2 separate regions of the Mus musculus genome follow, and region 2 is linked to region 1. A link is a contact called in ENCODE Hi-C or POLR2A ChIA-PET data. All regions are on one chromosome and are shown on one strand. The core of a region is the stretch at or near the end of the contact, and the rest is flanking DNA. Distances in the headings are between cores, read along the strand shown.

Region 1 (2,700 bases), core at 122-2,621:
TGATCTTTCTGGAGTAGACTGCTGTGGTGGCAGGTTCCTGACTCATCCAGTGTGGGGTGTTTTTCCTGCCCACAGAACGCAGTGTCTTCATGGTGGCTCCAATCTGCCCTCAGCTTGTCTGAGCAGCCCGGGACTTCTGTTCACAGGTCCTCAGAGGACCAGCGCAGTCCTGGTTTGACAAGTCTTCTGAGCACACAGCTCCTGGGCCCCTCTGAGCGTGTGTCTGGTTATCAGCAGAAAACTGACGGGAAGCAGCTGAGGTTGGTGGGGATACTCGGAGCCCACGGTTCTTCCGGTCAGTCCAAGGAGGGTGCTGGAGGGTCCAGGAGTTCAGTGCTTGGTCTGGGACTTGTGACAGGGTCTCACATGCAATTCTGAATGACTTAGAACTTACGGTGTAGCCCAGGCTAGACTCAAACTCCCCGCAACCCTTCCCACAAGAACTGGGATTACAGGCATGTGCCTCCGTGTGATCCCAGTGGGATTTTAAGACAGTATCCCACTCTGTCGTACAAGCTAGCCTCAAATTCATGCTCATGGCTGGTACAGGTGTCACCACCATGCTGAGTGTGTGCTGGGACTTCTGAGGCAGATGTTTGCCCAGGGCAGGGTGGCCTCTACATCCGTCCTCTTCCCTCTGAAATGCCACCCCCAGCTAGGTGGCTTCTTCCTCTGCCGGCATCTTTATTGACTGCTCAGCAGTAGCCTTCTGGCTCGCTGGCCGCCTTTGGAACTCGAGGACCTACAGCTGCTACTGAAGCCCAGAGTATTGCATGTGGCTGCAAGAGTTCCCAGCCAAGCCCTGCACCCTTCTATCTACTCCACAGATCCCCTGGCCCTGTGGCTGCCTACACATGATAGGCGCTGACTAGTTGACCCCACAGGCATGCTTAAGATGTAGCCTCTGGCAAGTCCTGGGCTGGCTTGGCCCGCTGCCACCCTGGATTACATAAGAATTAGAACAGCCCCATGAAATTAGTGGTCAAGAAAGCCTTAGAGCCTGAGAGATAGCTCAGTTGGTAGAGTGCTTGCCTCGAGAAGCAAGGACAAACCAAGGACTCTGATTCCCAGAACCCAGTAAAACTAATCTGGACATGGTGGCACGTGTTTAATACCAACCTAGGAGTCACAGAAACAGGCAGATCCTAGGGCCCACTGGCCCCTGGTCTAACCTACATAGTAACCCCCAGGCCAGTCAGAGAACATGTCTCAAAAGCAAAGTGGACAGCACTTGAGGAAAAATAACTCTGAGACACGCAGAAAGAAGCCCTTAAAATGCTAAAGCGCTTGTGGAATTTTGCTTCTCTTTCTGTCCACTAGAGGGCGCAGTTCCACACCAGGCGCTCTTGTAACAGCCAGTACTACAAAGGGTAGAATCCATTTGTGTTTGAAGCCAAGACTTCTTTCATCAGAAAGCTATGCGGGAGGTGCAGCGGCAGGGTGGGGCACTTGCTTAGGAATCCGTCAGTTGGTCCCAGTTGTGCTCCGTCTCTAGGAAACGCTCACATCCTGGAGCAGCTGACCCCATTCTGGGCTTGTGCAGTTGGGGGCAAGGGCATGTTCTAATGTGCCTCTCCATGCAGACACTCCTCAGGATGCTGTTCTACTAATCTGTGGGTGGGTTCCCCCAGCTGCAAGGGTTCACATCAGTTCTCAACCTGTGTGTTGCAACCCTTTTGGCAAACCTGTGTCTCCAAAAATTATAATGATTCATAATAGCAAAATTACAGTTATGAGGTAGCAACAAAGGATCATTTTATGGATGGGGATCACACAGCGTAAGGAACTGTATTAAAGAGTCGCAGGTTGAGAACCGCTGGGTTTTAAGCATCCAAGACAAGAACAGCTCAACTTAATGCTGAAAAGTACAGATAAGACAGAGCCAGCGATGTTAGATCAATGGTTGCCATGCCCTTGAAAGCCAAGGTCGAATGGAAAGGAAAAGCCGGGTGTTCCAGAAGTGTGGTTCTCTGAACCTGGTTAACGCCTTTCTGGTGGATCAAACTCATTTAGTTGAGCTTTCTGATGGACCCCAGTGAAGTGTAATTGGGTGCTAACTGCTGGCCATATCCGGCTACAGAGCCCTCTGGGAACTTCCCATCCCTCAGGGAAAGCAGGAAATGCATCAGAGAAGGTGTGGGGAAGGAGAGCAGTCAGGCTCCTGTTGTTTTCCGTCCTAGGTAAGAGAGCCAGGAAATGCCAGAGACGTGACCTTTAGCAAAACCTAAGGTCAGAGAGTAAGTGGAGCCTCTTGCAGAGAGGAGGGCAGCGAGGCTTTGGGGTGCTGGGCAAGTCTCCTGGGGCCAACAGCCTGGACTGGCAAGCGGGAGGCTTTAGTTAGCTTCGTGCTTTCTTCTTTGGAGGGGATTGGGAAGCTCGCCTCTCCTGATGCAGCTTACATGAGAAGCCTTTCTTCTAACCCTGCTGCATGTGCCCACTGAGAGGACCCCCCCAGTCTTTACCTGAGGGACGGGAAAGTAGAACACACAGACAGGGAAAGACAGTCCACATAAAGCCCTTGACCATTCACTTTATCTAGAAGCCTACTGCGCATGTGTGCTCGAGACTCAGAGTGTGTGTGCGTGTGTGTGTGTGTGTGTGTGTGTGTGTGTGTGTGTGTGTGTGTGTGTATATCCATGCACGTGTGCGTTGTGCTAAGGTTTGCGTCTAGGGCAGATATTCTCCCACTGAGCTACACCA
Region 2 (2,777 bases), core at 230-2,729, 570 kb after region 1:
AGCACCAGGGAATGACCCCAGTGCTTTGAACATGCTCAGCTGACACTTTACCTCTGAGGTACACCCCTCTTCCTCAAATATTCTTTCTACCACCACAAGTCCATATTCCAAACTATGAGTCTAATTTTCATTCCAAAAGATATAGCCCACCTTTTCTAGTGGTGTTAGGATATCTAAGGTAGGAAGAGATCCTTATTGTGCCAGGCTAAGTAAGCTCGAGGGGAGGGGACGATCACAAAGAAAGCTGGAAGAGAGGAGAGGTCATGGTCACAAAGTCAATGAATGGCAAGGACAAATGCTAAATGACGTCATTTTGGTTCAATATTCCAATAACTGAAGTTTTACAGTGTTGTTTGCACCCAGACTCTGGGCTCCTCATGGATTTAGCAATCTACCTAGTGCATGCTGTGTAACTGCAGGATGCTATTTGTGCTCCTTCCTGGATCATGTGATAATATCTGGACTTTTGAGACACAAAAGATACAGGTTCTCAGCAGTCAAGAATTAAACTGAAGTCAATAAAATGCTGAATAGAAAAGGCAGAAGTCTCTGTGAGAGCCACATCTGCCATCAGATCTTTCTAGGGGATATGGGTTTGCAGGATGAAAAATACACAACAGACGTTTGAAGCCGACTTCGGAGAGTAAGTAAATCTGACGACCAGAAGGCTTAAAATATAATAGAAAGAAAGGAGTGTACAGAGCTCACGGGACCCTGAAGGGAAACGAGAGCAGCAAGTCTGTTGTGTCCCTTTTCTCCACAAACATTTCAAAACATGACACTGGCGGCAGCAAAACTGCATCTCGAAGGTACTACTAGAGCGTTGTCTCTTCTTCCAGACGGGAACACATAGACAGGGAATGGCCTCTTACAGCACTGACAACTTTCAGAAGCATCGCGGATCTACCAGAACATCAGGGTCGGGAGTGGTGGTGGAGAGGAATTAGGCTCCTTCCATCACCCTCTGTGGAGAAAAATATGAGCTTTCAAAATCTTCCCGTGGCTTGAACAGAAACTTGAAAGGGACTCTACGGAGCGCACAGTGCTTCGGACCTTACCCACCAGATTATTACGTATATGTATACCAAGGAGGAGCCAAAGAATGGAGGACCACCGCGGGCTTCCCAGAGCCAGGAAGAAAATGCGGGGTGTGTAGTCTCAGCCCAGGGCTTGGGGTGGGCAGGTTGCGTTCGCTGTAGGGTGGAGTAGCTGCGGGGAAAGCAGGCCTCCCCAGGGGGCTGCTTTGCAGCCGGGATTGTTTGGCTCGCGTCAGAGCAATCCCCGGGGAGCCTCTGAGCGAAGGAGGGGGCCAAGAGGATGCCGCGAGGAGCGCGCAGCGAGCTTCTAGGCCGCGTCCCGCGCACGTACGAGTGTGCACCGTAGGGAGGTACAGGGCGTGTGCACGGCACGGGCCGGAGGCGCGCCAGTGCGTGCGCCAGGTTCAGGGCGCCGCTGCGCAGAGGGCCAGCGCCGCCGGGCGAAAACGCTGCGCAAACCCGGGATACGGCGGGGCGCAGAACCGGAGAACGGAGGCGGCTACGCAGAACTGAATCTGCGGCCCTTTGGTGCGCAAGCTAACGCGGAGTCACAGTGCCCAAAAGCGTGAAGGCAAGCGGCCACGGGAGAATTCCGCACGGCTCTCCGCATTGACCGGGAAGGAGCGTCAGCTCCGAGGAAAGGCGCGCGTCCGAGGCGCGTGAAGAACGCGCAGCTCGCACCCCCGCGCGCTCCACGCGCGGTCTGGACGACCACAGCGCGGGCGGGTATTAGGGGAGAAGGAGGAGGCGTGGTCTTTTCGTGACGAACCAATGGGATCGGGAGCACTGCCTGGAGGCGGAGCTCAGGATCAGGGCGCTGATTGGCCATTCCGCCCTCCGGTATGCAGATGCGGTGGGAGTCACGTGCCGGGGGCCGGTACGACTTCCTGTTGGAGGCCCACGCGGGGCGGGGCCGGGGGCGCGAGCGCCGCGTCTGGCTGGAGCGGGGGGAGGGGGGTTCTTGTCAGTTAGAGCAACAAGATGGCCGCGGTGGCAGCTCCGCACCTCAGCGCGACGGCCCCGGGAGCCGCAGCCGCCGTCGCCGTCCGCGTCGCCGTGCAGCCCTGAGAGCCGCCGGGTCACCCCGGCCGCCCCCGTGACAGGCGGTCCTCGCGCCGTCGCGCTCCCGCCGCCGCCGCCGCGGGCCCGCTCGAGCCGGAGCCTGAGGCGGAGGGAGCGGAGCGGCCCCGCGCCCAGCCGCCCATCGCCGTCCCCGCCTCAGACCCGGGCTGCGTCCGAGCCGCGGCCCGCCGAGACTTAGGAGCAGGGCGCGTCGCGGCGTCGCGGGCACTGGACCTGGACCTGCCGGGACGTGCCGCCGCCCACCCGCCGCCCGCGCCCGGACTCGATCCTGCGGCGCCGGCACTGAGCGGGCCCCCGCCGCCGGAGCGCCCCCGAGGGCCCCGGGCGGCCGAGAGCGACCTCTCCACCGCCAGGCCCGCGCCGCCGGAGCCCCGCGGAGCCGCCGCCGGGGACGGAGCCCAGGTGAGAGCGCCACCGCCGCAGCGCCCGGAGGTCTTCGGGCCCTTTGTTCGGCCGAGCCGGAGCGCGGCGGCCCCGAGCTACCCGCGTGCGGCGCCGGCCGGGGTTGACGGGCGGAGGAGAGGCACGGACTGCGAGCTCCTGGCCGGGCGTGCGACATCGGGATGGGGACCCAGGGGTCGGACACTTAGCCGTTCCCCCCAACCCCCGCGCTCGCTCTCTCGTTCTCTTAAAACTAATGCAGTGGTGGATGATACC

Evidence for each region. A loop is a pair of places that touch in the nucleus more often than their neighbours do. ChIA-PET counts read pairs that join two places held with the same protein, here RNA polymerase II (POLR2A).
Region 2: a loop to region 1 is called in a map of regulatory T cell, with 2.1 times the contacts of the local background. The contact joins the promoter of Tnrc6c here to the enhancer-like site in region 1. A Hi-C loop is called at or near these places in 1 of 37 maps with a recorded cell type or tissue (regulatory T cell). POLR2A ChIA-PET finds 5 or more read pairs at or near these places in 1 of 5 experiments (Patski).

What each region holds. Positions count from the first base shown.
Region 1 is chr11:117,080,455-117,083,154 of GRCm38, forward strand. No RefSeq gene overlaps it. Among named protein-coding and RNA genes, the nearest start is that of Mir6516, 4.5 kb to the left of the region's middle. Within about 2 kb of position 1,372, at least 3 of the 3 ENCODE cell types and tissues checked have a DNase peak (open chromatin) inside an H3K27ac peak, as active enhancers do.
Region 2 is chr11:117,652,810-117,655,586 of GRCm38, forward strand. It overlaps Tnrc6c (trinucleotide repeat containing 6C), which reads left to right and starts at 1,480. Exons shown (of 22, transcript NM_198022.2): 1 at 1,480-1,877.